2 separate regions of the Mus musculus genome follow, and region 2 is linked to region 1. A link is a loop called in an ENCODE intact Hi-C map of the cell type or tissue named here. Cell type or tissue: heart. All regions are shown on one strand. Each heading gives the region's core, and the rest is flanking DNA. Links, peaks and the distances in the headings are about the cores only.

Evidence for each region. A loop is a pair of places that touch in the nucleus more often than their neighbours do. Peaks named below come from ENCODE experiments on the same cell type or tissue, not always from the same donor. Only the 100,000 strongest peaks of a DNase experiment are listed, where the experiment ranks them.
Region 2: it touches region 1 in a loop (13-fold over the local background); 24 of 42 quality-filtered maps call a loop at or near these places.

Annotation. Positions count from the first base shown.
Region 1 is chr7:92,956,524-92,972,987 of GRCm38, forward strand. No RefSeq gene overlaps it. Among named protein-coding and RNA genes, the nearest start is that of Gm40448, 87 kb to the left of the region's middle. In heart, for the core only: CTCF peaks have their summits at 8,770 (motif pointing left) and 11,042 (motif pointing right); a DNase peak (open chromatin) is centred at 3,458; H3K27me3 peaks cover 4 bases.
Region 2 is chr7:93,086,472-93,102,935 of GRCm38, forward strand. No RefSeq gene overlaps it. Among named protein-coding and RNA genes, the nearest start is that of Fam181b, 15 kb to the left of the region's middle. In heart, for the core only: CTCF peaks have their summits at 7,499 and 9,380 (motif pointing left); a DNase peak (open chromatin) is centred at 7,410; H3K4me3 peaks cover 461 bases; H3K27ac peaks cover 319 bases; H3K27me3 peaks cover 228 bases.

The DNA.
Region 1 (16,464 bases), core at 3,282-11,281:
CTTTTCCAGTTAGCATACATGACACCTTTCAGTACTGTGAAAGTTAATCATCAGGAAGAAGCTTTCTGGTCAATTCCAAGGTGATTTCTCCATGTTTGGCCAAACTGGATGGTGTCTTCAGAAAAATGATCCTACTGTCAAGCTCTGGTGGATAACCAAGACCAATGTCAATAGCCTGGTGTGTGTGTGTGTGTGTGTGTGTGTGTCTGTCTGTCTGTCTGTCTGTCTGTCAGTCTGTTTGTCTGTCAGTCTTAGAATTTTTATTGCTATGATATAACACCATGACCAGAAGCATCTTGAGGAGGAAAGGGTTTATTTTAGCTTTCACTTCTAGGTAACAGTCTATCACTGAGGGAAGTCAAGATAGGAACTCAAGAGGGCAGGAATATGGAAGCAGGCACTGATGCAGAAGCCATGGAGGAGTGCTGCTTACTGGCCTGCTTCTCATGGTTCACTCAGCTGGCATTTTTTTTTAATAGAACCCAGGACCACCTCCCTATGTGTGGTGCCACCCATAGTGGGTGGGGCTCTTAAACTTTAAAAATTAATCAAGAAAATGCCCTATAGGCGTGCCTATAGGCCAATCTTGTGAAGGCATATTTTTCCAATTAATATTCCCTCTTCCCTTAGAATACCCAAGATACAAGATACAATTTGCAAAACACATGAAACTCAAGAAGAATGAAGACCAAAGTGGACACTTTGCCCCTTCTTAGAATTGGGAACAAAACACCCATGGAAGGAGTTACAGAGACAAAGTTTGGAGCTGAGATGAAAGGATGGACCATCTAGAGACTTTCCATCCCATAATCAGCCTCCAAATGCTGACACTATTGCATACACCAGCAAGATTTTGCTGAAAGGACCCAGATATAGCTGTCTCCTGTGAGACGATGCCGGGGCCTAGCAAATACAGAAGTGGATGCTCACAGTCAGCTATTGGATGGATTACAGGGCTCCCAATGGAGGAGCTAGAGAAAGTACCCAAGGAGCTAAAGGGGTCTGTAACCCTATAGGTGGAACAACAATATGAACTAACCAGTACCCCCGGAGCTCATGTCTCTAGCTGCATATGTATCAGAAGATGGCCTAGTTGGCCATCATTGGGAAGAGAGGCCCCTTAGTCTTGCAAACTTTATATGCCTTAGTACAGGGGAACGCCAGGGTCAAGAAATGGGAGTGGGTGGGTAGGGGAGGGGGGGCAGGGTATGGGGAACTTTTGGAATAGCATTTGAAATGTAAATGAAGAAAATACCTAATTAAAAAAAAAAAGATTCCCTCTTCCCAGATATGACTAAGTTTGTCAAATTGACAAAAGCCAAGCAGTACAGGCTCCTGAAACATCTATTACCAACAACACGGGGAGAAATTGAACTTTTTGCTTTATGTTTGATAATCTATGGATTCTGGGATTAATATTACCCCCCTTTGTTCAGAAACTCCAATTAAACATCCTTCTCTGTTCTCTTACACACATACACACACACACACACACACACACACACACACACACTAAAACACACACACACACACACACACACACACACACACTCAAAGACAGACACACATGCGTACTCTCACACATTAAACTTACAAAATAGATTTCCAATCATCTTTAGTGTTAGTTTTTCATCCTACCCCCCTCTTTGCCCTATGTTCCCATCCCCTTCCCCACCTACACTTCACTTACCATTATTCTCTCTTTCCTCTTTATATCAACCTAGTTTTTCTATCCCTGCTCCCTTATAGTCTTTCTCTCCCCTCCCCCCATGAATGGTCCTTTTCTAGATCCCTGGTTTTAGTGGTACTACAAGTTAAATGCACACATCTAAGGGTTCAACACTAAGATCTACATATGAGTGAGAACATGGATGTTTATCTTTCTGTGTTTGTGTTATCTCACTGGGTACAATGTTTTTCACCCCTATCCATTTACCTGCAAATTTTGTTTTTCTTTATAGCTGAATATAGTTCCATTACGTAGGCACCATGCTTTCACAATCCATTCATCAAGTCATTGACATCTAGACTGTTTCCGTGTCCTATATATTGTGACTAGAGCAGCTATGAACATGATTGATCATGTTGTCTCTGTTGTAGGAAATAAAACTCTTTGGGTATATATCCAGGAGTAGTATAGCTGGGTCATATGGCAGATCTGTTTCTAGTTATCCTAGGAACTGCAACACTGATTGCCATATTGACTGTACCAATTGCAGTCCCATTAATTACACAAGATCTTAAAACTCCACAAAGAAACTCCTAGAGCTGATAAAGTAGGAGGATACTAAATTAACATACAACAAAATTAACAAATTAATTAACAAAATCTGTAGCCTTCCTATGTACTAAAGACAGTCAGTCTGAGTGGGGCAGAGGAAGAAACCAGAACAACAATCCCATTTACAATAGCCTAAAAAAATACTATTGATTTCAATAAACTTAATCAAGGAAGTGAGGGACCTGTACAACAAAAATTTTAAAATGCTGAAGAAAGAAATTGAAGCTGACACTACAAGCTGTGGAGATCTCCCATGCACATGGATCAGTAGAGTTAATATTGTCAAAATGACCATCCTACCAAAAGCAATCTACAGATTCAGTGTATGCAATTTCCATCAAAATTCCGAGAAATTCTTCCAGGAAATTGAAAAAAAAGTCTAAAAATTCATATGGAAGCAGAAAATAAATGGATCCACAGATTTTTAGACTTATATAAGGTTCTTTCGGTCTCAGATTTGATAACAGGTTAGCTGATACAAGACGTGTATATGTAGATAGATACAGTGCGAAAATACAAACAAACAGCTCTGCAGTGGAACAGAGATCGACATTGGAGCACAAAGAATGCAGAAATGCTTCACATAGAAAAGAGGCCCCTTGGTATTGCAAACTTTATATGCTCCAGTACAAGGGAATGCCAGGCCAAGAAAGTGGGAGTGGGTGGGTAGGGGAGCAGGGTGGGGGGAAGGGTATAGGGAACTTTAGGGATAGCATTTGAAATGTATATAAAGAAAATATCTAATAAGAAAAAGAAGAAAAAAGAAAGTGATACTGAGTGGTGGAGGGGAAACTGTGGTCAATATATAGTGTATAAAAGTTTAGTTTTCTATTGCTTCCTCTAAGAAAAATCTCTTCTGCAACCATACTATCAAAATTAGTGCTGCTCCTGTAACCCCACCAGAATGAAACCCAGACAACAGTAATTTGGTGTCTTTGTTTATTGTCTGTTTTATGTGTTCTGTCACTATATCCCTAGGCCTGCAAAAGCCTTATGCATGTAGCTTGCTCATTCTTGCACTTTTACCACTGGTCTCATGGTGGTTACTCATGAAATGTATATCCAGTGAAGCCACGTGACCACTGGCTGTTATTTGTGTGTGCATCCTATTAGCTTCAGGTGGTTCTTATCCGAGATGTTGATGTGGTGCCAAAAGCAACTAAAGACAATCCAAGGAAACCACTTGGCTGCTTGTTTGAACTTATTGTTATTGTTCTGTTTTGGTTTCAGCTGAGGCTGTCCTTTCCCTTACTAAAGTGCTTAATGTACAATGTTTTAAACAATGAGCTGTCTGTAGATTTTAAGATAATAATATGAAATCCCTGGGGCCACTTTACACGGAACTCAGTATGGAAAATTTGATGCTGGAGTTCCTAAGGGGGACAACTTAGACTTTACTTTCCTCAGTGGCTTCCTATTTTGGATTATGCTCATGTGGGCACTCCGTAAAGTGTACTTTTTATAGGCAGGATGTTTAAAAATTGTTCTTCAATGCAATAAAACCAATGCAATGTCTAAGAGATATGTATACGTGTCTATTTGTATGAGAAGGAATACATCCATAGAGGTCAGAGGACAGTGCTTGCATGCAGGAGCCTATGGAGGCAAGAAAGACATGTTGGATCCCCTGGAAATGGACTTATAGGTGGTTGTGAGCCCCCATGTGTGTGCTAGGAACAGAACCAGGGCTCTTTGTAAGAGTAGTAGGTGCTCGTAATTCTGGAGTCATCCCATGGAATCAGTATGTGGACTATGTGAATGCATTTTGTCCTTGGCTCTTCTCTGGGGAAGACTGTTTATCATTGCCTTTTCAATGTCATTGCTTGTGATGGATCTGCTTAGGTTGTTTATATTCCTGATTTAATTTTGGTAGGTCACTTGTGCCTAACTTTACTCACTCCTTCTAGAGTATCCTCCTAATCATCTTCATACATCACTTTTAAAATCTTAAATATTATTAATGTGGGTATTTTTTGCCCTTTATTTTGGTTAGTTTGGCTAGAGATTGCTAGTTTTTATTGTTTTCAAGTAGTCAAATTTTTATTTAATTAATTCTATACATTTTTCTCTATTGCATAAATTTCAGACCTGGTATTTTTTATATCTTGCTACATGTTATTTTGTATTTGACTTGTTTTTGTTTTCTTAAGAGCTTGAGATACATGCAGTCTTTAAAGACTTACAGCTATACAATTACCTTGTAAAACTGCATTAGTTGAATCTCAGATGGTCTGAGAAACTCTAATTTTGATTTTTCAGTTGATTCTAGGAATTTTTAATTTGCTCCCAACTTTTGTATTGGCCCACTTTGAGAGTGTGTTGTTCCCGGGTGTGATGTCACATGCCTATACAACCCCTGCGCTTAAGAGATAGAAGAAGATCAGCATGAGGTCACTCTCAGCTACAGAACAAGCCTGAAGCCAGCCTCTTGAGCTGTTGGTCTTAAAAAATAAAAGTGTTTTTTCCAGTCTCCAAGTATTTGTGTACTTTCTCTAGCTGTTGGTTCTCTGTTTTATTTCATTATTACCTGATAGGAATTTATTTTAGGTCTTTTTTGTACTTACTTGTTAAGGCTTGTTGTAGAGGCTTTATTTTTGGGTGTTTTAGAGATAGTTCCATGGGCTGCTGAGAAGAATGTACATTCTTTATAAGTTGGGTAAGATATTCTGTAGATATCTGTTATGTCCAATTTATCCATGGTGTTATTTAACTTTGAAATCTCTGTTGAGTTTTAGTTTGGAGGTCTTATATGGAAATGAAGAGCATTATTCAAGTCACTTACTATTATGTATCATAACCTAAATATTATATGCTCATTGGTGTTTGTTTTATGAAGTTGACAACTTCAATATTTTGTGCATATATTTTCAATTGTTCAATATGTTCTTGATGAGTTACTCCCTTTATTAATATGCCATGACTCTTCTTTATCTCTTCTAGTTTTTGTTTGAAATCCCATCTGTTAGGCGACAATAGCTTTGCCATCTCCAGCTCAGCTGTCGATTCATTGTTTTTTTGTTCCTGCTCTCTGCTTCTCTTCTCTAAAAAAAAGGTGGTGAGGATCATAGCCAAGTCCAAGAGAAGGGAAATATATTTTAAGAAGACCTACATAAGACAGAACAGTCAAATAGGGGAGGGGAAAACTGTAGGGGGCAGTGCTGATATTAAGGTCCTATTCCCTAATTGGTTCTTGATCTGTCAAAAAAGAAAGCCTTGGGCCAATTGCTGGGCAGAAGGTACAGGCAGGACTTCCGGGTCCTGGGAGGAAGTCAGGGAGACACAAAGGAGGAGAGGAGAGTATGCTATGCCTTGGAGAGAGGAGAACTGGGCAACTATGTGAGACATCAAAACAGAGGGGCTGCACAGGCCACTCTTACAGGTGGGTATTCAGGGCAGTAGAGCAACTGAAGAATAGGGCAGGTAGGAGAGATGGAGATAAGATATTAGTAAGGGCATACTTTTCTAGGCAGGAGATAGTAGCACCCAGCAATTGTGCCAAGAAGGCAAATTGAAATTGAACAACAGCATGTTTGTGTCTTTTATCTGGGGATTCAAGGGGAGCTGGGAGTGGGCTGGTTGTGAGATCACCTTCTGGAGTACAGGTGGGTAGAGTGCAAAACTACATGCAAAACCCCAGAAAGCCCCTGAAAGACATTTAACACTCGCAAAAATCACAAGTTAGAAACAAAACAACAACAACAACAAGAAAATATGAAGAAGGAGGCCAATAGGACACCTCCAAAAGCTCACAACTTCTGAATATTCAAAACAAAACAAAACAAAAGTCAAAGAATTAAAAATTTTATAATGGTCCACAACTTTGCAGAGGACTTATGCTGCTGAATGAAATAAGAAAATTCCCCACCAAAGTTAAGTCAGAATGGATGACAAAGTCAGCAACATAGGTGAGATATTAAAGAACATGTCATAAAATTCTTCAAGGGATTAGGATTCTGGAATAAATGAATGAGTGAATAAACAGGGATTAAAAATTAAAAAGAAACCACAATGGAATGCATCACCAATAGACCAGGTCAAACATAAGAAAGGGTTATCAGAATGCAAATCAAGGTTGAGAGGAAATATTACATTCATGCAGCAATAAGAACTGCCACACCAACCCCAGTAGAATCTGTGTGACAAGTTCCACAGACTGAGGTGAAAACTTCAAAAGAAAGAGGCCTCCTGGAACCAGTTGTGGAGCTCTTAGCCAGAACAAAATATTGAGCCATAGTTCTCATGGCGATTTATCTGTTTTACTTTCTTTTATTCCTTTTCTTATTTACATGTTCCTGATAGCCTAGGATAAGATCTTAATCGAGAGAAATAGATAAGAAATCATCCCTTGAGAATGGGTCACTAGCCATGACCTCATCTCCAGGAAACCAGTGTTTTACTTCATAAATCATTTACAAAATTGCATAATAGTATTATGGTAGACAAAAACTTTCCCAACAACATAATTCCATATGGCTTCAAGTGTGTCATCAGAAGTAGGCTTTGGTATATGGTAAAGAAAGCCTTAAATAAAAATAATTAAAATAGTTTAAATTAATGCTTTGAAGATTTACAAAAAAAAATCAGGCATTAGATGTTAAACAATAAGTGACCATAAATATCTACTAACCTGTTCTTGGAAATATGCCCCACATTTTGGATGACTGCCCCAGTGCATACATCTTCTCAGAGTTGTAATATTTGGATGAGTTTTGTGCTTTACTGTACCAAATGACAATGATGATATTCATGATTGCTTTACTGGACACATCTTCTAAGAGTTTTAATACTTTTTTTTTAATGTATAAAAACCCTTGCTTGAGAGCTGCAAAATACACTCAGATTCAAACTGCCTTTGTGTTTGTTTCTGTTTGTCACCGCCGAATCCTTACCCACTCAGCCTTTCAGGACCCTCGTCCCAGGGACCCTCATACCCGGTTGAGATGGTTTGTGGCAAAAACAACAACAAAAACAAAACAAAAAACAAAACAAAACCAAAAAACCAAAAAACCAACAACCAAGGGTCTTAGTCTCTGGGAAATGTAACTGATAACCACACTTAGATTCCATCTCATTCCAACAGGACTGCTACTGCCAAGAAAACAAATGAGCATCAGCCGCCATTCACAAGGATTAGGGTGGGGCTATCCAATTCTGAGAGGCGTGTGAATTACTACAGTTACTATGGAAAATATATAGAGGCCCCTAGAGTAACTAAATAAGGAGCTACTCTATGATCTAGACATACTAGGAACACACCCAAAGTGTGCATGCTACAGAGATTCCTGTATAACCTGCTCATTGTAGCAGTGCTCAGAACAGCTAAGGTATGCAATCAGTCTACTTGGCTATCAACAGATAAATGGATGAGGAAAATGTGTTATCCATCCAAAGTGGAGCTTTTATTCAGGCATAAAGAAGTACAAAACTGGGCTCTGCCACCCTATAGGTGGAACAACAATATGAACTAACCAGTACTCCCCGGAGCTCGTGTCTCTAGCTGCATATGTATCAGAAGATGGCCTAGTCGGCCATCATTGGAAAAAGAGGCCCATTGGTCTTGCAAGCTTTATATGCCCCAGTACAGGGGAACGCCAGGGCCAAGAAATGGGAGTGGGTGGGTAGGGGAGTGGGGGAGAGGGTATTGGGGGACTTTTGGGATAGCATTGGAAATGTAAATACAGAAAATACCTAATAAATAAAATTTAAAAAAAAAAGAAGAAGAAGTACGAAACTATGCCATTTTCTGGAAAGTGGATGGAACTGGATGGAACTCACCATGTTAAGTGAAATAAATCGGACCGAGAAAGACAGAAACTTTTACAGGTTTCCCCATTATGTAGAGCCTAGATGTAGATGATACATACAGGAGAGTGGGATTACTTAGGGAAAGGAACAGGAGGAACAGGCGAGCAGGAGGAGGTGGTGGGAAGGTGTGAGTATAGTCAGTGTTACGTGAGATCAACCTGTCTTGGTTTACTTTCCATAACTGCAATATGGACCATGACCAAAAGAAACTCGAGGCGGAATGGGTTTACTTGGTTTGCTATTCCAGATAACCATCCATAAAGGAAGCCAAGGAAGAAACCTGGAGGCAGAAACCATGGAAGAAAAATGCTTACTATCCTGCCCTCCATTGCTTGCTCTCTCTGCCTGCTTTCTTATACCACCCAGGACTGATTGCCCAGGAGTGGCACAATGTGGTGGGCTCTCTTACATCAATCATTAATCAAGAAAATGGCTGACACATTTGCCTACAGGCAATCTGATGGAGTATTTTCTCAATCAAAATTTCTTTTCCCAGCCAACTCTCTAGGTTGTATCTACTCCTCTGTCTCTGTCTGTCTCTCTTTCAGATACCATCAGTTTATATAATGTATGTATGCTAATAAAAATTTAAAGCATAAAGTATATTGGAAAATTTTATGATTCATAAATTAAAAGCAAAGCAGACTACATGTTCTCACTTCACAGTTTATACAACAGTGCCCTCTGGTGGTATAAAAATTGTTGCCATTTATGTATTTGCTCATAGCCAAGCTACTTGAGAGGTACAGTGGTTCAACCTTCTTGAAGCCATGGGAATTCAATTGATTACCAGAGTTATTTAGCAAACTGAGACTCTAGAATCTTTTTCAGATGGAACTGTTAACTTCTGTGTGACTGAACACACAATTTTTGGCTGTTGCAATGTTTTAGGTGTTCCAAGGATGGGCAACTCTGTTTTATTAGCAGAGAATAATTTGCCTTCACAAAATTTTGTCAACTTCGAATGAAATTCTTCCTCGGTGTCCCAGTCTTTTGCCATAGGAGATTTCTGTGCACTTCAGTAACCTGAGAGTAATAGAAAAGTGTTCAAATCCACTACCCACCAGACAGTGTTTTCTCAAGTGTGCTACTATTGAGTTCACAACCACATCTCCAATTTTCTCAATCTCTAATTGCTAAATTACAGCGTATTTATGAACATATGAGAAATATAATATTAATGACGATCATATCCTCAGAAAAATGAAGGAAACAGTCTTGTTGGACTGTATTCATTTTATGTTTATTAATACAATATTTGTCTTATATGGGCACTGTGGTAGCTCTTTTCATCTTGCCTTTCAAGCTAACTATTCATTATATAGGAGGATGTAAGCCACCATATAGTTGCTGCGAATTGTACTCAGGACCTCAGCAAGAGCAGCCAGTGCTCTTAACCGCTGAGCCAACTCACCAATCCTTTCCTCCTCCTCCTCCTCCTCCTCCCCCTCCTCCTCCTCCTCCTCCCCTTCTTCTTTCTCCTCCTCCCCCTCTTCTTCCTCCTCCTCCTCTTTCCCTTCCTTCCTTCCTTCCTTCCTTCCTTCCTTCCTTCCTTCCTTCCTTCCTTCCTTCCTTCCTTATCCTCCTCCTCCTTCTTTCTCTTCCCTTCTTCTTCTCCTTCTTCTCCTTCTTCTTCTTTTCCGAGACAGGGTTAATCTGTGTAGCCCTGGCTGTCCTGGAACTCACTCTGTAGACCAGGCTGGCCTCAAACCCAGAAATCCACCTGCCTCTTCTTCCCACGTGCTGGGATTAAAGGTGTGCGCCACCACTGCCCAGCCCCTTTCCTATTCTTATACTTATATTCTTCTTTCCTCTTTTTGTCAATTTCTCTTTCACAAATGCTTCTTTGTGTCTCCTCAAGATTAGGACAGAAGAGCGTACTAGTCTGTATCCTGATGAGTCAAGGGAAAAGGATGTGTGAAAAATAAGGCATCATTACATAGAGGGATGATTTCAGTTGCAGGGTAACTGAGGAATCTCCACCTTCCTTGTCAAAGTAGACAAGGGTGTGCAACTTATTGGAGAGCTTAGGCTAATCATGTTTGAGGCCTCAAGATTACTTCTCAAAATGCAAACACAATGAAACAAGCAAGGAAGCAGAAGAAACTAGATCTCTGGGGTTGCTGGTGAAGAGAAGGGAAGGGTGGTTCCAGCTTCTTGGAGTCATTTTCCTTATGGACAGTTTTGTTATTCCCCATCACTGCCACATGATCATCTGGGGGTATTGATTCCTCTGTGGCTGTTTGATCCCTAAAGTTCTCACATCCTTTATTTATTTATTTATTTATTTATTTATTTATTTATGTACGGGAGAATGAAGGGAAAGTAACAAAGCAAGTCCTTAAAAGGCCTTACAGTGGAAATAAATGAGAAGCTATGTGTTCTCTGGCCCTCTTTTAGCTTTGGGGACACCAAAGCACCAATTCTGACTAGAGATGGCCAGGTGGTTGAGAGCACTGAGCAGTTTCTCTGTGTTCCTTCTCATCTTCAAAGCCCCAAATTGTCACCCACTATGCTTAATAGATATCATATTATTTCTGGATGTATACTTCATTCTTGATCAGGAAGAAAATGCAAACATGTATCTTTGCCATTGTAGATTTTATTTGCAGATTGTCCCTGCTCCTTCCTGTACTTCCCACCCGTAGTCCTTTCCACATTTCCATATCGTGAAGCAGGAAGCATCTTTTGAATCTCTCTCTCTCCGTATTTTAGAAAGAACTGTTGTGCATGCCCAGAGTGTACTTCTTTTCCCAGGCCATGCCTGTGAGGATTTGACAATATCATAACCAACTTTTCTTATTTCATTAAGTCAAATGATTAGAAGTTTCTCCTCTGTCGACCTTGGCCAAAGCCTTAGAACAAGCAGATCAGAGAGGTGGCTTCTGTAGCCCTTTCCCTGCTGTGATTTCTACAGTTGCCCAGAGGCCTTGGAAAGTGAAGTGTGTGTCTTAGTCTAGACAGCAGAGGGCACACTGTCACCTGTGTGTCTGAGCACTGGGTACTGAAAACTCAGTTCTGTATGGGAAGGACCCAAGAGGATGCTGGAAATTCATGTGGTGCAAAGGATATTCCACAGCGTATCTCTAGTTCTTTAGTACCCAGGTGCTTTAGAGTGTAGGAGCCTTTGACGCTGTAAGAACAACTCCCAAATTTCTCTGAAGAGCTTTACATCTCTCGCACATCTTGGGTACCCGCTCCTGGTGTGGAGAGAACGCACATTTATTGGACGCTTAACATAACCAGGAACTTGATGCTTTCAGCTCACTTTCTCTGTCCTCCAGCGATTCTCTGCATGATATGCTACCATCCTGACTCTATATAGAAGGCTCTGGACTTAGAGGTTAAGGGACGCGCCTGGCCTTACAGCCAGCAGAGATTCAAGTTCATGCCTGTCAATTCCCTCACTGGCTTTCCTTCTAGCAAAGGCACATTTCTTTCTCTTTCCTCTCAAAGTCTCAACAGTTCAGGCTGATGGTCAGGAGCTGGAGAGCCTGGGTGTGTCTGTCTACCTCTGCTCCCTAAGTTCCAGAAGCCTGTGGGATTCTAGGTGGGAGATTTTCCTCTGGCTTTTCCTGACTTGTATTTACTGTGGCATATAACAGCCCCTGCTTTCACGTTTGAAGCCTTTAGACTGGGTGTATTAGTCAGGGTTCTCTAGAGTCACAGAACTTATGGATAGTCTCTAGATAATAAAGGAATTTATTGATGACTTACAGTCGGCAGCCCAATTCCCAACAATGGTTCAGTCGCAGCTGTGAATGGAAGTCCAAGGATCTAGCAGTTACTCAGTCTCACGCAGCAAGCAGGCGAAGGAGCAAGAGCAAGAGCTAGACTCCCTTCTTCCAATGTCCTTATATTGTCTCCAGCAAAAGGTGTAGCCCAGATTAAAGGTGTGTTCCACCACACCTTTAATCCCAGATGAAAGGAGTAGCCCAGATTAAAGGTGTGTTCCTTAAACTCGGAGATTCAATCTTCTGGAATCCATAGCCACTATGGCTCAAGATCTTCAAACCAAGATCCAGATAAGGATCTCCAAGCCTCCAGATAAGGGTCACTGGTGAGCCTTCCAATTCCGAATTGTAGTTCATTCCAAATATTGTCAAGTTGACAACCAGGAATAGCCACTACAATCCACCCCTTGTCAACTTGACACAAATAATATCTCATGTTCACATGAAACAATAACAAGGTTGTAAATACGCCTAACATGATATAACTATCCCTCGTACAATCGCAAACGCATTAGTAAATTTACAATGGGCATTCATATTACTTTATAATCCTCGTTTCTGCAACTGGTTACGTGGCCTTAATTGGTATTTATAACTACCTTCCTCTACTACCCATTCTGTATTTCCTTCACCTTCAGCCAGCACCTCAGCAGGTCTTGGCTCTTTTCCTGGAGGATTGACCCATACCTTCATTCCTGATGGGTCTGCGTCCTTTGTCATCCTGCTTGGATTAGGCTGTTGTAGTTTCCCATTGACTTTAATCACAGGACATGGTAGTACTAAGAGACGCCCTAAGGGATCTCCTGCACTCCAGACATAATCTTGCTTACCACCATTGTGAAGAGGTAATCCAATTTCCCCATGGTAATCTGGATCTATCACCCCTCCTAACACTGTTATTCCTTTTTTAGCCTGTTGGTTTAAGGGCATTAGAAGCCCAAAATGACCAGGGGGAAGTCTGAGCTTCCAGTTCAATGAAATGTTTGTTGTAGCTCCTGGTAGGAGCACTCCCCTCTCTGGAGCCAAAACTTCTAAGCCAGCAGAACCTAGAGTTATGGGGACAGGAAGCAAAAATTTTCCTAGAGGGTCACTAGGAGTGATAGTAAGTGGAACTATTCCGTTTTCCACCCCTTGATTCCTGGACCCATGAATCCTGGCTATGGGTGAAACTGTACCATATATCGAGCGCTGATTCAAAGCATATACTGCCTTCTGAAGAACTCTGCCCCAGCCTTCCAAGCTGTTACCACCTAATTGGCGCTGTAACTGCGTCTTCAAAAGGCCATTCCATCTTTCTATCAGCCCAGCTGCTTCAGGATGATGGGGAATGTGGTAAGACCAGTGAATTCCATGATCGTGAGCCCACTGTCGTACTTCTCTGGCTGTGAAATGAGTTCCTTGGTCAGAAGCAATACTGTGTGGAATACCATGACGATAGATGAGGCATTCTGTCAGTCCGTGAATGGTGGTTTTAGCAGAGGCATTACGTGCAGGAAAGGCAAATCCATAACCAGAATAAGTATCTACTCCAGTAAGAACAAAACGCTGTCCTTTCCACGAAGGAAGTGGTCCAATGTAGTCAACCTGCCACCAGGTTGCTGGCTGGTCACCTCGAGGAATGGTGCCATATCTGGGGCTCAGTGTTGGTTTCTGCTGTTGGCAGATCTGGCAATCAGCAGCAGCTGTAGCCAGGTCAGCCTTGGTGAGTGGAAGCCCATGTTGCTGAGCCCAAGCATAACCTCCATCTCGACCACCATGGCCACTTTGTTCATGTGCCCATTGAGCAATGACAGGGATGGCTGGGGAGAGAGGCTGATTGTCCACAGAACGGGTCATCTTATCCACTTGATTATTGAACTCCTCCTCAGCTGAAGTCACCTTTTGGTGAGCATTTACATGGGACACAAATATCTTCACATCCTTTGCCCATTTGGAGAGATCTATCCACATACTTCTTCCCCAGATGTCTTTCTCACCAATTTTCCAATTGTGATCTTTCCAAGTCCCTGACCATCCAGCCAATCCATTGGCTACAGCCCATGAGTCAGTGTATAATCGTACATCTGGCCATTTCTTCTTGCAAACAAACTGTAATACCATGTGTACTGCCCGAAGTTCTGCCCACTGTGAAGATTTCCCTTCACCTGTGTCTTTCAAGGTTGTCCCAGAAAGGGGTTGTAATGCTGCAGCTGTCCACTTCTGGGTGGTGCCTGCATAACGTGCAGAGCCATCAGTAAACCAGGCTCTAGTCTTCTCCTCTTCGGTCAGTTGATCATAGGGAACACCCCATGAGGCTATAGGTGCATGCTTGGCAGCAGATGGCATTGTAACAGGAGTAGAAACCATAGGCATTTGAGCAACTTCTTCATGTAACTTGCTTGTGCCTTCAGGACCTGCTCTGGCCCGATCACGTATATACCACTTCCATTTGATAATAGACTGCTGCTGTGCACGTCCCACTTTATGACTTGCAGGGTCTGATAGTACCCAGCTCATGATGGGTAGTTCAGGTCGCATAGTGACTTGGTGTCCTATTGTCAGACGTTCAGTTTCCACTAAGGCCCAATAGCAGGCCAAGAGCTGTTTTTCAAAGGGAGAATAGTTGTCTGCAGATGATGGTAGAGCTTTGCTCCAAAATCCCAAAGGCCTTTTCTGTGATTCACCTACAGGGGCCTGCCAGAGGCTCCAAACAGCATCTCTATCAGCCACAGACACCTCAAGTACCATCGGATCTGCTGGGTCATATGGTCCAAGTGGTAGAGCAGCCTGCACAGCAGCCTGGACCTGTTGAAGGGCCTTCTCCTGTTCCAGGCCCCACACAAAGCTAGCAGCTTTCCGAGTCACTTGGTAAATAGGCCTAAGTAACACACCCAAGTGAGGGATGTGTTGTCTCCAGAATCCAAATAGACCCACTAAACGTTGTGCTTCTTTCTTGGTTGTAGGAGGGGCCAGGTGCAATAACTTATCTTTCACCTTAGAAGGAATATCTCTGCATGCCCCACACCACTGGACTCCTAAGAATTTCACTGAGGTAGATGGTCCTTGAATTTTGGTTGGATTTATTTCCCATCCTCTGATACGCATATGTGTTACCAATGAGTCCAAAGTGGTTGCTACTTCCTGCTCACTTGGTCCAATCAGCATAATGTCATCAATATAGTGCACCAATGTGATATTTTGTGGAAGATCCAAACGATCAAGATCCCTTCTAACTAAATTATGACACAGGGCAGGAGAGTTAATATATCCTTGAGGCAAAACTGTGAAGGTATACTGTTGGCCTTGCCAACTGAAAGCAAATTGCTTCTGGTGGTCCTTATGGACAGGTACCGAGAAGAAGGCATTTGCCAGATCAATAGCCGCATACCAGGTGCCAGGAGATGTGTTAATTTGCTCAAGTAAGGAAACTACATCTGGTACAGCAGCTGCAATTGGAGTTACTACCTGATTTAGTTTTCGGTAATCAACTGTCATTCTCCATGATCCATCTGTTTTCTGCACTGGCCAGATAGGAGAGTTAAATGGAGATGTGGTGGGAACCACCACCCCTGCATCTTTCAAGTCCTTGATAGTGGCAGTAATTTCTGCAATTCCTCCAGGAATACGATACTGTTTTTGATTCACTATTTTCTTTGGCAGAGGCAACTCTAAAGGCTTCCATTTGGCCTTTCCAACCATAATAGCCCTCACTCTACAGTTCAGGGAACCAATATGAGAATTCTGCCAATTTCTGAGTATATCTATCCCAATTATACATTCTGGAACTGGGGAAATCACCACAGGATGTGTCCGGGGACCTACTGGACCTACCGTGAGTCGGACATCAGTCAAAACTCCATTAATCACCTGCCCTCCATAAGCCCCTACTTTAACTGGAGGGCCACAATGTTTCTTGGGATCCCCTGGGATCAGTGTCAACTCAGAACCAGTATCCAGCAGACCCCGAAAAGTCTGATTATTTCCTTTTCCCCAGTGTACAGTTACCCTTGTAAAAGGCCGTAGGTCCCTCTGGGGAAGAACTGGAGAAAGGGTAACAGCAAAACCTTTGAGTGTCTTATCAAGATCCTTCCTCAGAGGAACCTGGCCACCCCTTCATTCAAGGGGTTCCGGATCTGCAAACTGTCTCAAGTCTGGAAATTGATTCACTGGCCGAGATTGCTGTTTACCACGATCTAATGTAGCCTTTCTTTCATTTGGCTGTTTACCACGATCTAATGTAGCCTTTCTTTCATTTGTTTGAGAATTTTTCTGCTTATACAGATCAAACAAATATGCAGTAGGCTTCCTATGTATTTCATTCCTGGAAACACCATGATTGGTTAGCCAGTACCAAAGGTCCAACCGAGTCATGCCATTATAAATTTCACCTCTCCTGTGCTGACCATTACTGGGTATGTTATTATAAACATTCTTTTGTCTATGCTGTCCATTATAATAACTAGAATCACCTTGTCTCGGGCGATTCAATGCTGCCACCTGGCCCTTGTTACCTCGGAATCCAACTAAACCCAGTGAATTTAATTCATCTAATTGAGCAGAAGCATCTCCAATGCTAAGATCTGGCACAAGGAAAAGGGAAAGAACAAAACCCTTCAAATGTGCTGGTGCCCCTCTCACCAATTTGCGTCTTATAGAGCTGGTGAA
Region 2 (16,464 bases), core at 5,442-13,441, 130 kb after region 1:
TGGTGTGTGGTGTGGTGTGGTGTGGTGTGGTGTGATGTGATGTGATGTGGTGTGGTGTGGTGTGATGTGATGTGGTGTGATGTGATGTGGTGTGGTGTGATGTGATGTGGTGTTGTGTGATGTTATTTTGTCTCTGGGCTTGCAATCCACTAGTCCATCCTCTCCATTCTTTGTTAAGGTGAGATTTCAAGAAAGCATCCCAGTTGTAACTACCTTCCTGAACATTCTTGAATGACTTCCTACTGCTTCCATGGTCAATTTCAAAATCTTTGTTTGCTTATAAATATGGCTTCTGCCATCCTTTCTATGTTTACCGATGAGTTCCCTAAGGGAATGTGTGTTTAAGAAAGCTAATAGTAATTACAGTTGCTTGACTGCTCCATGTCCATGAGTTTCCTCCTGTTCCACTCAATCTTAGAATATACTGTCCTGATTTCTCTGCTTCCTTTTCTGCATCAATGCCACTCTCTCTTAAAAATCTATTGGACTAACTAAGCACTTGTTCTCAAACCTTTTGTCCAAGTTTAAGATTACCTTGTAGCAATTAAGTAGACCTTTAAAAATAGTGGTCATTCTTTTCCTTCCCTCACTGGGAACCTCTGCAGTCCTATTGCGTTCGGAAGGAGACAGCAGCAATGAGTGACCCATGACTTTTGCATGAATTTTATAGTCAAAAAAGAAACTTCCCACTCATTTTTTCATTTGAGCTTCCCCTGAGACTTGTAAAATAGCTCGTGCAAAAAGAATCCCACTTTTTTGTAGGAATTAATCTGTGGAAGGAATTGTGTATGGATGTGACAACCACATGAATAATTGTGGAGATTGCAAAGGCACAGGGTTTTTTTCTGGAGCAGCACATTTGTAGCAGGCAGAAGGGATATTGGTGATATGCTTTTAATTATTTGCCTTATCTGTATGGTGTGGACAGAACCTTCCTCTGATATTTCATCAAATAAGAAGCTCTTCTCTTCCTACAGCGAATTTGAAGTTGAGAGGTGTACCTTTGACACAAGCATATGGACTACTTTGCCCCTTGTCAATGTGGGAATGAAGAATATATCAAAAATAAGCAAAGAAATGCCACAAAGAAAGGTTAGCTGATAAGTGAATGATATGAATAGTTTCATTTTTCAAAAGATACTGTTTCTAGAAATGTCTTTCAAGATGTATATAATATTCATTTCCCCATAGGCTTTGGTACTAGTGGAGAAAGTGGGAAAGAATGACAGGAATGAAAAAGGAAACAAATGACCACACATCTAATAAGGGGAATCTACTTCCATCCACTAATTAGCAATGAAAATTTTATGGGTATAAATGCAAAAATTATCCCTTAAAAGATACGTTGAAGAAATAAGACCCAGGGGCTCAGAATCTGCCTCTATTGGATATCAGGTATTAACATAGACACAAGCATAAAATGAGACCATTAGGGTAGAAGCTCACCCACTATGACTTGTGTAATGTATGAAAGGGAAATTTGCACACACACACACACACACACACACACACACACAAACAGAGAGAGAGAGAGAGAGAGAGAGAGAGAGAGAGAGAGAGAGAGAGAGAGAGAGAGGTGTTGAAGAGACAGGGACAGTACAACAATGTGTGTGGAGTGATGCATCTACTAATGAAGAAACACCAAGGATGACTAGCCAACACCAGACACTGGAAACCATGGAGCAGTTAGAGAGCATGGCTATTCCCAAACCTTAAGTTCAGATTTACAGCATTCAGAACAATACATTTCTATGATTTCAAGTCACTCAATTTTATGTGTGTTGATAAAAAACCTTTAGAGAAACTGGGAAATGCAGATCATGATGACTCGACAAGTAAATATTAATCCTGGTTATTGCACCATGTAAGTTCTTGTGCTTACAACAGATTTGTGCAACCATGTTACATTTATTTCATTTTACACTAGGCATAATAAACTCTGAGCATTGGCAGAATCAAGATGGATAATTTGTATTAATCCTACCATACAAGAACTTCCATTTTTTCATAAATGTTTTAGTTAACTTCAAAATCAGTGGAGTTAAAAACATTATAGTTCTCCTTCTTTCTTTCTTTCTTTCTTTCTTTCTTTCTTTCTTTCTTTCTTTCTTTCTTTCTTTCTTTCTTTCTTTCTTTTCTTCCTTCCTTCCTTCCTTCCTTCCTTCCTTCCTTCCTTCCTCCCTCCCTCCCTCCCTCCCTCCCTCCTTCCTTCCTTCCCTCCTTCTTCTTTCTTTCTTTCTTCCTTCCTTTCTTCCTTCCTTTCTTTCTTTCTTTCTTTCTTTCTTTCTTTCTTTCTTTCTTTCTTTCTTTCTTTCTTTCTAATGATGTAAAAATAACTTGTTTTTCTCAGAGTAGAAAATAGGAATAAATAATTCTCAGACCCCAAGGCTCTCCCTTTATGTCTTTGCACAAGGATGCTCCTTACGACATGTAAAATCTGGGCACACTCTCTGGTGTATGTTTAAAGGATTCCTTGCAGATAGAGTGTTTCTGATGAGGTGAGGAGAGTCATCCATAAAGCATTAATTTATTTATTCATTCAAAGGTCATTTAGAGTGTCCATGTGCCTTCCTTTGTGTTTCAGGCATGAAGCTGAGCAGATGAGAATGATGCTCCTTATAACTTCAGTGGCTTGCAACTTAGTGAGAGAGATGGGATACTAATTCATAATTCTAGGCCAGAATAATAGGTTTTGAAGGTCGGGTAAGGTATGAATGAGGTCCCAGGATCATCATCTGATGAAATGTGTTATGGAAACGTCAAAGAGCTGTACTGTACTGTCTCTCTTTCATCTTTCACAAGTTTATTAAGCCACCTTCTGAGAGTAGTTACTGCTAAGTGCTAAGGGTGTGATGATGGGAAAGATGGAAAAAGGAATATGCCTAGAGTGCAGCTGAAAGTTCAAGGATGGTCATACACCCTATGGAGAAGAGAGGATGAGTATAGCAGTCATTTGCAGAGATTTGATGCAGTTGGTCCCACTTGGCCAGTGTGAGGCAGGAACTAACTTCTTGCTCCTGTAACCAGGCCAGTTCTGTTTATTCAACAGGGCACTTGTCTTCTGAGCATAAATTTAGTTTCATACTACCATTTTACAAGTTAAACCACTCTCCCATCTGCATTTTTTTTATGTAGTGACAGAGTTTGTCCAATGCTGAAAGATTGACTTGAGCTAGATCCAAATCAAAGTGGGGGGGGGGGGAGAAAAGGGAAACATGGTCAGGTATGGGGGTGGAAACAGTAGAAAAGCCCTGAGGGCCAGCAGAATGGATGGAGATATGCAACCTTGGGAAGTGGGAGGTGAGAGGCTCTCAGCACTCAAAGGGAAGGACCTTAGATGTAATGCCCAACAGTGGAGAGAGGGAACTCATAGAGTCCACTTCCAGTAGAAAGAGAGCATCAAGTGGAGGGATAGGTTTGACATCCCACAGTCAAAAAACTCTGACCCAGAACTGTTCCTGTCTAAAAGACTACAGGGACAAAAATGGAGAAAAGCCTGAGAGAAAGGCAGTCCAGTGACAGGCCCAATTAGGGATCCAGATCAAGGGAAGATTCCAAGGCCTCACACTATTACCGGTGCTTATAGTGTGCTTACAGACAGGAGTGTAACATGGCTGCTCTTTGAGAGTCTCAACAAGCAGTTGACTGAGACAGAAGCAGATACTTACATCTAGATAATGGACAGAAGCTGAGGACCCATGTGGTTGAATTAAGGAAAGGCTGGAAGACAACACCACAGGAAGACCAGCAGTCTCAACTAACCAGGACTCCCGAGATCTCTCAGACAACTGAGCCACCAACCAGGCAGCATACAGGAGCTGGTCAGAACCTCCCCCACCCCCGCCCCCATAAAGCAGAAAAATGCCTGGTCTGGCCTCAGTGAGAGAAGATGCACCTAACAGTCAAGAGACATGAGGCCCCAGGAAGACGGGAGGTCTGGTGGGGGTGGGGAGAACATCTTCTTGGAGATGGGGAAAGGAGAAATGGCATGAGGAACTGTGGGAGGGTGGACCTGGAGTGGAGCAATGACTGGACTGTAAAAAAACAAATGTAGTAGTAGTAGTAGTAGTTAGTAGTAGTAGTAGTAGTAGTAGTTAGTAGTTAGTAGTAGTAATGTCAACTTATAAACTGTAAGTAATCTTGCTAATATTCAGGAATAAATAGACATAAATCAGTTCACACTGATCAGGAAAATTCCTTTGCTCTACCTACATAAAAGATATACAAATCAGAACCTAGGGAGCAGGCACTTGGGGCCAGAGATTAATATACTTATCTGTGAGAACAATTCCTGAAGTTTCAAAGACTTGTTTCTATTATGTTCAATTAATTAACCATTTAAGCTTCACCAAATCTACTTCAGTATCTGTCCCTCAATGTCTTTCCTTCTCCTAAGAGTGTTTCAGAGCCTTGTTGGAGTATATACCCCAAACACTTACATAACCCAAAGGAGGGAATCGGGAGGTTCCAGTCAAGGGATCCTAGAATTTGGGTGGGCAGTCTGGTAAGTGTGCTATCATCACTGCTTGTCATGAATCACTGGATTGTGTAGAATCATGATCATGCATAGCGGTGATTTGAGTAAAAATGGCTCCCATAGGTCCATAAAGAGTGGCACTATTAAGAAATGGGGCCTTGTTGGAGTGTGTGTAACTTTGTTGGAGGAAGTGGGTCACTGTGGAGGTGGACTTTGAGCTCTCATATGCTTAACCTAGGTCTAGTGGGGCAGTGTCTTTCTGCTGCCTATGGCTCCTTCTCCAGCTCTGTATCCACCTGCATGCTGCCATGCATCTTCCAAGGAAAATAATGGACTAAAGCTCCGAAACTTCAAGCCAGCCCCAATGCAATGTTTTCCCACAGTTGCTGTGGTCATGGTGTCTCTTCGCATCAATAAAACCCTAACTAAAATAGAAGTCAATGAAACGAGTGGAAGGTGAGATTCAGGCCATGACTTCCTAGTTATTGTTATACAACTGCAATGCAGCATTGCCAGCATGGGGATCGGGGCTTCAGGGAACTCTAATCCTGAAGGCACACCCAGGTCCTTGATATGTGCCATAGGAAAGATTTTCAGAATGAATCAGGGTGAAGCAAAGTTGTTTATTGATTCACTTGAAAGAATCAAGTGCAGGTATAAGAGAGGAAGTTACCCACCTGACCCAACAGTAACCAAGTATGTGATTTGTATGTGTTTTAAGCTAATAAATACGTAAGTTTAGATGTTCGGGAAAGTGAGTATGTGCTGGTAAATTTCCTTTTCCCATCCACAGAATCGTGTGCTTGGAAAGGCTCTTTTGCTATACTGTGCAGGCTGGGCACAAAGAGACATAAAACAGCCACTGAGGGGATCCTTACTAACCCACAGATCACAGGGAGTTTCAACTTTTGCATAGTTCAGTAGCTCTTTGTAGCAATTCTGCTTGCCAAGTTTCTCAGAATGGGAAATATAGTTCTTACAAATGTCTGACCAGTTCTGCTGAAAACTGAGCATTAACCAGCACGGGATTCTGGAGATGAGGGAGGCTCTGTTTAAAGCCACATGATATCTGTTTCCTAACTCTCGCCTTAGTTACCCAAGAAACAGCCTTAGTTACCCAAGAAACAGCCTCTTAAATAGTAGTTTCATAGAAATCATGAAAAGTAATTCCACAGCTAGTGGTGGCCAGTGAATCATCTTGGTAAACTTGCCATACCCAGCAAAGCAACCTGCTAATGCTGCGACTTTCTTTGCTAAGAGGGTCTGCATGTCCTGTGGGCAAACAGTCTGCCTCCATACCTAAGGTGTATTGGGCCAGGATAGATTCTGGAACCTGACACAACAAAGACCCAGAACCCCTAGTAGTCTTCTTTATTTCTAGGGTCTAATTGTGTCATCTGATTTTTCTCTTAAATCTTTTCCCTGGGTTACCAGGTTCCTTGGTCCTAGGTCATTGCACTTTACTTCCTGTTTCTGACAACCAGAGCCTGAGCCTGTCATCGATTATTACTGAGTCCTCTACTGGTGTGTGTGTGTGTGTGTGTGTGTGTGTGTGTGTGTGTGTGTGTGTGTGTAGCTACTCTGGTAAAGGGATCTGCCTTAGTCAGGGTTTCTATTCCTGCACAAACATCATGACCAAGAAGCAAGCTGGGGAGGAAAGGGTTTATTCAGCTTACACTTCCATACTGCTGTTCATCATCAAAGGAAGTCAGGACTGGAACTCAAGCAGGTCAGAAAGTAGGAGCTGATGCACAAACCATGGAGGGATGTTCTTTATTGGCTTGCTTCCCCTGGCTTGCTCAGCCTGCTCTCTTATAGAACCAAGACTACCAGCCCAGAGATGGTCCCACCCACAAGGGGCCTTTCCCCCTTGATCACTAATTGAGAAAATGCCTTACAGTTGGATCTCATGGAGGCATTTCCTCAGCTCCTTTCTCTGTGATAACTCCAGCTGTGTCAAGTTGACACAAAAATAGCCAGTACAGGATCTGAATGTTGATGTAGATGTCTAGCCAGTCATGTTGAAAATTGAGTGCTAACCAGCACAGGTCTCTGGAGATGAGGGAGACGCCTTTAAAAGCTATCTCATGATATTTCTGTTTCCTCACTAGCTATCCTGTAACCACCGGATTCCACAGAGGTACGTCCTTGGGCATAGCTAGACTAGACTAGAACTCCATGTTCTGTCAAATGACAATGATGACACCACAGTGAATTGGAACTGCCTTAGTTCCACAGACCAAGTGCCCAGTGTTCTATAAAGATCAGCTTTGAACAGTGAGTATTATGAGTGCTGCCGATGTCCAAAGAGGCTCGATCAGAAAGCTCAAAAAGAGTCTTGAACTTCCCAGTCCCTCCCCACCGCATCCAGGGAGGAAGAACTAGATGCCATGTGGTAGTCCTTTTAGGATTTAAAAGTCCGAGGGAAGCTCTGCTACTAAAACGTGCTGTCTCTCCTTAATGACTTGGAATCCGTGACTAACTGGTCCCTTCAGATGAGCTGGCTTGTAAAGGAGTGGCAGAGGGATGAGCTTTTGCCCTAGAAGACAAAACAAAGCCCACACAAAGGGCTGGGGCTGTTGGGCAGGAATGAGGCACCCCTCCCAGCAAGCTAGAAGTCTCTGTCTGGCCCCTTTGGAGCGAGCAGCCCCCCCCCCCCAGGACTGGATTCTGGGTGGTCAGCTTTATGCTTGGAGTCTCAGGGCTTCCAAGTTCTGGGTGCCCAGTGCTGCTCAGAATTCGATCTCTTAATTCTATCCTTAACGACAGGATTTCAAAGCAGTGCGGGAGGAATAAAGTGGCCCAGAGAGACTCAGGACACGTTTGAACACTAGCCCAGAACACAGATGGAATCTGAATCGTATTGGCACAGACCCCGGTCATGGGTAGCTGCCAGAACATTGTAAGAAAAGCCATTCTTGTCCGCACAATGGTGGGGAGGAAACAGGAAGTGAGGCAGCACGGCTTCAATTATTATCCTCTCTGAGAGTCTGTGCAGAGAGGGCTCCCCTATCAGCCTGTAGGTTGCCACACACCAAGTGCAGAGTGAGTTTAGACAGCAGTGGGAAGTAACTTAGTAGCAGCAGCAGCTGTGGTATCTGTGTACAAACGTGTGCGGCCACACTGCAGTGGACCACTGCCGGGCTCAGTTTCTGCTCTTCCCTGCTGATGCCACTTTGCAGAATTTCTAACTCTGTCAAGTATCACCTGGAAGGAGGTGTTAAACTGTTCCCTGATTTCAGGATCAGTGTGAGGATGAAAAAAAAAATCATATATGTAGAGTTATTGTTAAGCATTAGGCGAAGAATAGGCCCCCAAGATCTGGTATTACTTCTAGCTTCTAACGCGGTCTGCTTATGTTACGTGCAAGGCATTGGTAAATATCACAGGATCTGGAAATCACATAGGGAATAAAATACACCCGCTCCCCCCTCTACCCTCTACCCTCTACCGTCGCCACCCTGCCTGCTTTTGGGGCACTTAGGGCCTTACATGTGCCAAGCAAGCACTCTACCATCAGGTTCTATTTCCAGACCTAAAGATACATTTTAACTGTGAATTTATTTCTACTTTGTCTGAAGCCAAAGATTTGCATCCTATGAGTCCCCCAACATAGAACTGAGGTCTTCCCCCGACTCTGTTGTCTGCCTGCAGATCCTGCTCCCCTAACTGGGCGGTCTTGTCTGGACTCAGTGGGAGAGGATATACTCTAACGCTGTCTGACTTGAGGTATCCAGATGAGCTGGCTCCCCAGGAGAGATTTCTCTCTTCTCAGAGGTGAAGGCGAAGAGGGATGGAGGATTGGAGATAGGGGACAGGGGAGGGGTTGTGTGAGGGGGAAGGACTGGGAGGAAGGGAGGGGACTGTGATTGGTATGTAAAGTGAATTAATAAATTAATGGAAAAAAGAGATTTGCATGCTATTGCCTAATTAGCCACACCTAACTATATGACTGTGCATTTCTTCTGAGTGATTTTAAAATCCGGTTTTAGATTTATTTTATTTTATTTTATTTTATTTTATTTTATTTTATTTTGTGTCTGAGTGTTTTGCGTCCATTCATTGCCAGCTGAGGTGAGAAGATGGGGCCAGGTCTTCTGGAGCTGGAGTTACAAATAGTTGAGAGCTAACATATAAGTGCCGGGAATCAAATTCAGGTCTCCTGGAAGAGCACCTGAGCCCTCTCTTCAGCTCTCCATGAGTGTACTTTTGATTTGCAATAGCTGAGGTAGAAGTTTAGAGCTAGATCCCATCTTGGGAATAAGAATCCTATTTTCAGTTCTCTCTGTGTGTTTCATTAACACAATGTGAGAATGCTGGACAAAGAGCCCTTAGCTCATCCCCTGTCTTCTGTAGCTGAACCACTTGGAGAACACAGCACTAACACTAGTGTTCCGCCCATACGTTTCTTGCAGAGGCACACTGGAGTGCCTGCTTACTGTCTTACCCTCTGGATCCTCCACCTCTATTTTATTTTATTTATCCTAGAGCAGAGGATGCTTGTGAAAACACCTGGAGAAGCTGGAGAAACGCATTAAATTTAAGTAGCCTTATGCATCCATTCCACAGGAAATGAAACAGAGGTAGCAAAAGGCTATGCGCCACTGAGCACTCTAGGGCAGAGCTGGAGGTGCGGCCAGACTTTCCACACACAGGGGCTGCTCTCAGCGGACACCTCCATGCTCAGCTTAACCTCACTGACTTCTCTTTTTTTCCAGTTATTAATCTCCTCGAGGTGGAGGCAGGCCCAGATCAATTCTTTGAGCCAGGTTTAGAAGAATAGGGCCGTTTATATCTTTGCTTAGACCACTGGAAAATCCTTTTAATCTTGCTTCACTGCAAAGGACCGCTGAGCAAAACCTCGAGACTCTGAAGCCCTACAGAGCCACCTTGTGGTCTCGCAAGAAAATGACTCCATCTAGTCTCTGGTGTCTTGGTTTGGATAAGACACACATGTTGCATGTTTGTTTTGTGATTGCTTTTTTTTTTTTTTTCCCTTTAGTTGCTAAATAAATTTTTTCCCTGGAAACCACTAAGCAAGGATTGATGCAGTTGTCCAAATTCTCTTCTTTTAATCTCAGTCTTCGGATCTCGGCCTCCCGAGACCCTGGTTTGTGCGGGACCACGTTGGTGTATCCTAGTTGAGGTGACAAATGAGTGGGGGCGACACTTGCACTGCAGGTCTGGACAACATACAGCTCTGCTTCTTCCCACCCACCAGGCTCTTTCTTCTGTGGTTTTTACAGCAGGCATAGAATTCATGTCTAAAAGTTGGAGCCACAAGGTGGGAGGTATTCGTTTTCTTGTTTGCATTTAAAATATCTCCCCACAGACTCATATTTTGAGTGGTTGAGCTCCTTGCTGGTTGACACTATTTTGGGATGTCATGGAGCTTTTAGGAGGCAGGGAATAGCTGAAAGAAGTAAGCCACTATGAGTGGGGCTTGGACGATTAAAATAAACGATGGTCTGGACCCCCATCTTTCCTTCTTTGGTTTCTTTTTGTTGCTTGTGAAGTGCAGAGGTGGCTTGTTTCTGCACTGTCCTGCAGAAGTCCCACTACCCCTTAGGCTCTCCCCCAGCAAGCGTGGTGAGGTTTGCTTCCGAGGTTAGCCTCTGTGCTTTCCCTCAGAAGCTCTGCTTTTGCCCACCTCTGCCCCTTCTCCAGCCTTGCAGCAAACGTGGGGGTTCTTTCCACATCTGGCCGCTCAGAGAGGACTCAAGGAGCCATGGGTGCCAACCTAAGTAAGACAAATGACAAAATCTCCTCAGTTTCAGTGGCATCAAGGCTTGCATTCTCCTAGATAATCAGCTGCAGCTGGTGCCTATCCTTGAAGAAAGGAGATTAGGGTCTCATGCTTAAATCATAGAAAAGAGGTAATCAGAGGTCACAGATAGTTATGGCCAGCTGCCTGGTCTACAAAGTGAGTTCCAGGACAGCCAGGGCTATACAAAGAAACCCTGTCTCGAAAAACCAAAAACCAAATTAAAAAAGCAAAAAACAAAACAAAACAAAACAAAAACAAAGGTGGTGGGGAGAACTAGTTCCTGATAGCCCCCCAAAAGACAATCTTTAATCCCCCTCTCAGTTTCACAGTTCCACCCTACCAAATGGTATCCTGTCTGAGTTATGACTTACCTCACCCGCCTTCCCTCCCCTTCACCCTAAGCATTCAAGGAATTTCTAACTACACCATATATAAGTGTTAAGACACCCGAGCTTGGGGGCACACTCTATCCTGCACTGTGGGAAGGTTTGCGATCCGAGTCTGACTCATTTTCGATAAAAAGACTTCCATGCCCACCTGCAGCAGACTCTGCACTTCCTGAGTTCTCCTGGGTTTCCTGCAGAGTCGGGGCATAACACATGCTCTCACTGCCTTGCCTTCCCCACTTGTAATGAACGACTCCATTGGAACAGAGAGCCAAAACCAATCTTTCCTCTCTGAGTCTGTTTCTCAGTTATTGAGGTCACAGCAATATAAAGGCAACAATCACAGTCTCCAACTTCTTAGATGAGAGCTGCCTGCCAGGGAAGAATACTTTGGACTTTAAAGATACCAAGAATCTATAGGCTTCGACCTATCATGTCTTTTGTGTTTATTTGTTACAGCAGCTAGAGTTGCCTGAACCAGTGCTGATTAAGTTAAAAGTGGGGGTCAAAAAGAGACTTCCACGAAGCAACAGTGTACTGTTTTCAGGGACCCTCAGTTCCACGGACGTTTCTGAGATCTTGGGTTGATGTATGTTTGGGTGTATTTGTGTCATCTTCTAGCATTGTGTTCTAATAGTTATTTGTGTATGAAATGTACAAAAGAAAGTCTTAAATCCTGTGGATTTGTCACAGCAAGTCCTGGATGTCCTACCTCAGCAGACACACAAGAAGAGGACCTTAAATCTAATCTTGTAAAGATAGAAGCCTCAAAAAAGGAAATGATTAAGTTAAAGAAATACAGGAAAATACAATCAAACAGTTGAAGGAAATGCATAAAATTGCTCAAGAACTAAAAATAGAAATAGAAGCAATGAAGAAAACAAAAATGAGGGAATCCTGGAGATGAAAAACCTAGTGAAGAGAACAGAAACTACAGTAAAACAACAACAACAACAACAACAACAACAAAAATACAAGAGATGGAAAAGAAAATCTCTAGCATAGAAGATATGATGGAAGAAATTAATACATCTATCAAAGAAAATGCTAAATCTAAAAAGTTCATGGCATAAAGCATCCAAGAAATCTGGGACACTATGAAAAGACCAAGCCTAAGAATAATAGGAATAGAAGGAGAAGATTCCCAGATACAAGGCCTAGAAAATATTTTCAATAAAATCATAGGAGAAGGTTTTTCATATATATTACAAAACACTAAATAGATTGGACCAGGAAAGAAATTCCTCCTACTACATAATAATAAAAGCTCTAAATGTGCATATTGAGGAAAGAATATTAAAAGTTGCAAGGGAAAAAGGCCAAATAACATATAGTAGCAGACCTATCAAAATTACACCTTACTTCTTAGCAGGTACTGTAAAAGTCAGAAGGGTCTGAGTTGATATCTTGCAGACTCTAAGACACCAAAAACATGTCATCCCAGATTACAATACCAAACAAAATTTTCAATCACCATAGGTGAAGAAAACAAGATAATTCATAATAAAACCAAATTTAAACAATATCTAGACACAAATTTAGCCCCACAGAAACTATAAGGAAAATCCAACTGAAGGAGGGTAACTACATGCAAGAAAACATAGGAAATAAATAACCTCACATGAGCAAAATGCTGGTCATTTAATATCTCTCAATATTAACGAACTCAATTCCCCAATAAAAATACACAGACTAATGATGAGAATGGATGAGAAAACATCATCCTTCATTTTGCTACATACAAGAAACACACCTCAGCAAGAAAAATAGACATTATCTCAGAATGAAGAACTGGAATTTTTTTTAAAGCAAACCAACCTAAGAAGCAAGCAGGAATAGCCATTCTAATATCTGATAAAATAGACATTTAATGAATTTTAATCAAACGAGATGGAAAAGGACACATTTTCATTAAAGGAAAAAATTCACCAAGATAATGCTTCAATTCTGAAATCTGTGCCCCAAATGCAAGAGCAGCCATATCTGTAAAAAGAAACATTATTAAAGCTTAAATCGCACATTGAACCCCAAATGTTAATAGGGGGAGACTTCAATACCCAAAGGCTCTCACTGATGTTCAAGTCATTGAGACCAAAACTAAACAGAGAAATAATGAAATTAACAGAGATTATGAATCAAATGGGACTAACAGATATCTATAGAACATTTCACTCAAGCACAAAAGAACATACCTTCTTAGCACCCCATAGAACCTTTTCAAATATTGACCATATTCTCAGCCACAAAGCAAGCCTCAAAAGATGTAACAACATTGAACTAACATTGTGTATCTTATCAGACTACCATAGATTAAAGCCAGAATTCAATAACAATAAAAATAACAGCTCACAAACTCATGAAAACTAAACAACTTTCTACTGAATGACCACTGTCCTGATGGGAGGAAATAAATTAAAGAATTTCTAGAATTCAAATGAAAATGAAGGTTTAATATTCCTAAACTTATGGGACACAATGAAAGCACTGCTAAGATGAAAGTTCATAGCTCTAAGTACCTTCATAAAGGAATTGGAGAGATCTCATACTAGCAATTTAACAGCACACCTGAAAGCTCTAGAACAAAAAGAAACAAACACACTTAAAAGGAGTAGATGGAAGGGAATAATCAAACCCAGGGCTGAAATCAATAAATTAGAGACAAACAAAAAACAATACAAAGAATTAAGTAACCCAAGAGCTGTTTTCTTGAGAAAATTAATAAGATAGACAAATCCTTAGCCAAACTAACCAAAAGACAGAAAGACAGAATCCAAATAAACAAAATCAGAAATGAAAAGGGAGACATAAGAATATACCCTGAGGGAATTCAAAGAATCATTAGGTCCTACTTCAAAAGCCTGCATGCTACAAAATTTGAAAATCTTAACTAAATGGACTATTTTCTAGACAGATACCACTTACCCAAAGTTAAATCAAGATCAGATAAACCATTTAAACAGCCCTAAAATCCCTAAGGAAATAGAAGCAGTCATTAAAAGTCTCCCAACTAAAAGAAAGCCCAGGGCCAAGTGTTTTTAGTGGAGAATTCTACCACATTTTCAAAAAAGAGCTAATATCAATACTCCTCAAACTATTCCACAAAATAGAATCAGGAGGAACATTGCCAAACTCATTCTATGAAGCTGTAATCACCCGGATACCTATAAGACACAAAGACTCAACAAATGAAAAGAACTTCAGACTTCCTTTTCTTATGAATCTTTATGCAAAAAACTCAATAAAATACTCACAAACAAAATCCAGGAACACATCAAAGACATCCTCCACCATGATCAAGTTGACTTCATCCTAGGGATGGAGGGATGGTTCAATATACAAAAATCCATCAACATAATCCATTATATAAACAAACTGAAAAAAAAATCATATGATCATTAGAGGCTAAAAAAGCCTTTGACAAAATCCAACACACCTTCATGTTAAAAGCATTAGAGAGATCAAAGATACAAAGCACATACATAAGCATAATCAAAGCAATATACAGCAAGCCAGTAGCCAACATCAAACTAAATGTAGAGAACCTTCAAGAAATTCTACTAAAATCAGGGACAAGGCTGCCCACTCTCTCCCTATCTACTCAATATAATACTTGAAATTCTAGCCAAAGGAATGAGGAAACTAAAGGAGATCGAGGGGATAGAAATTGGAAAAGAAAAAGTCAAAGTATTACAGATGATAAGATAGCATACATAAGTGACTCCAAAAATTCTGCCAGAGGACTCCTACAGTTGATAAACACCTTCAGCAAAATGGTTGGATACAAAATTAACTAAAAAAAAAATCAGTAGCCCTCTTTTATACAAATGGTAAAGGGGCTGAGAAAGAAATTAGGGACACAATAGCCATGAATAATATAAAATATCTTGGTGTAACTCTAACCAAGCACATGAAAGATGACAAGAATTTTAAGCCCCTGAAGAAATAACTTTTAGAAGATATCAGAAGATGGAAAGATCTCCTATGCTTGTGCATAGATAAGACTAACATATGAAAATGGTCATCTTACCAAAAGTAATCTATAGGTTCAGTCCAATCCCCATAAAAATTCCAATACATTTTTATAGACCTTGAAAGAGAAATTCTCAACTTCATATGGAAAATCAAAATATCCCAGGATAGACAAAAAACAATCCTGAACAATAAAATAACTTCTGGTGATATCACCATTCCTGATTTCAAATTGTACTACAGAGCAATAGTGACAAAAACTGCTTGGTAATGGTATGGAAACAGGCACATTGATCAATGGATTTGAATCAGAGACCCAGAAATAAACCCATTAATCTATGGACACTTGATTTTTGATAAAGAAGCCAAAACCATACAGTGGGAAAAAAAAGGCATATGTTCAACAAATGGTGCTGGTCTAACTGGATGTCTACATGTAGAAGAATACAAATAGATCCCCATTTATCATCCTTCACAAAACTCAAGTCCCAGTGGATCAAGGACCATAACATAAAACCAGATACACTAAATCTCATAGAAGAGAGGTGGGAAATAGCCTTGAATGAATTGGTACAGAAGCAATTTCCTGAACAGAAAACCAATGGCTCAGGCTCTAAGATCAACAATGATAAATGGGACCTCAGGAAAATTCAAAGTTTCTGTAAGGCAAAGGATACTGTCACTGGGACAAAATGGCAGCCTACAGGTTGGGAAATGATCTTCACTAACCCTACATCTGACAGAGGGCTAATATTCAAAATTTACAAAGAACTCAAGAAGTTAGACACCAACAAACCAAATAACCCAATTAAAAAATAGGTTATAGCGCTAAACAGAGAATTCTCAACAAAGGAATCTTGAATGGCCGAGAAACAGAAATGTTCAGTGTCCTTAGTCATCAGGAAAATGCAAATCAAAGCATCTGTGAGGTTCCATCTTACACCCATCAGAATGGCTAAGATCAATAACTCAAGTGACAGCAAATGCTAGTGAGGATGTGGGGCAAGGGGAACATTCCTCCATTGCTGGTGTTAGTGCAAACTTGTATAACCTGTTTGGAAATCAATTTGAGGGTTTCTCAGAAAACTGGGAAGAGTTCTACCTGAAGACTCAGCTACACCACTCCTGGGCATATACCCAAAAGGTATTCCACCATCCCACAAAGACACTTGCTTAGCTATGTTTATATAAGTTTATTAATAATAGCTGGAAACAACCAGCTGAAGAATGGATAAAGGAAATGTGGTACATCTACACAATGGAATAGTACTTGGCTACTAAAAACAAAGATACCATGAGTTTTGTGGGAAAATGGATGGAGCTTGACAATATCATCCTGAGTGAGGTAACCCAGTCCCCAAAGGACATGCATGGTATGTACTCTATTATAAGAGATTATTAGCCATAAAGTAAAGGATACCCATGCTACACTCCACAGATGCAGAAAAGCTAAACAAGAAGGAAGGCACAAGTAAGGATGCTTGAATTTCACTTAGAAGGGGGAATAAAATAGTCATTAGAGGCAAATGGAGGGAGGGAACTTGGACGGAGAGGGTTTGGGTAGGGGAATGAGGGATTCAGGATCATCTGTGGGGAAGGACAGGACAGATGGCCAGATGGCCACAAGAATGAATGAAAATCTGCAACTCACCAGGGTGGGGAGCACATCTTGAGAACAAGACAGTGACCTGGGAAAAGGGAGGTGCCCAAGAATCAATGGGAGGTGAACTTAGCTGTGACTCTCAACATTGAGGATATGGAACTTGAAGATGCTACCTCCTGTATTGAGGCAAGAACCCCAGTGGAGCGGTAGGGGCACAAACCCACACACAAAACTTTCCACCTTAAATTTATCCTGTCTATAA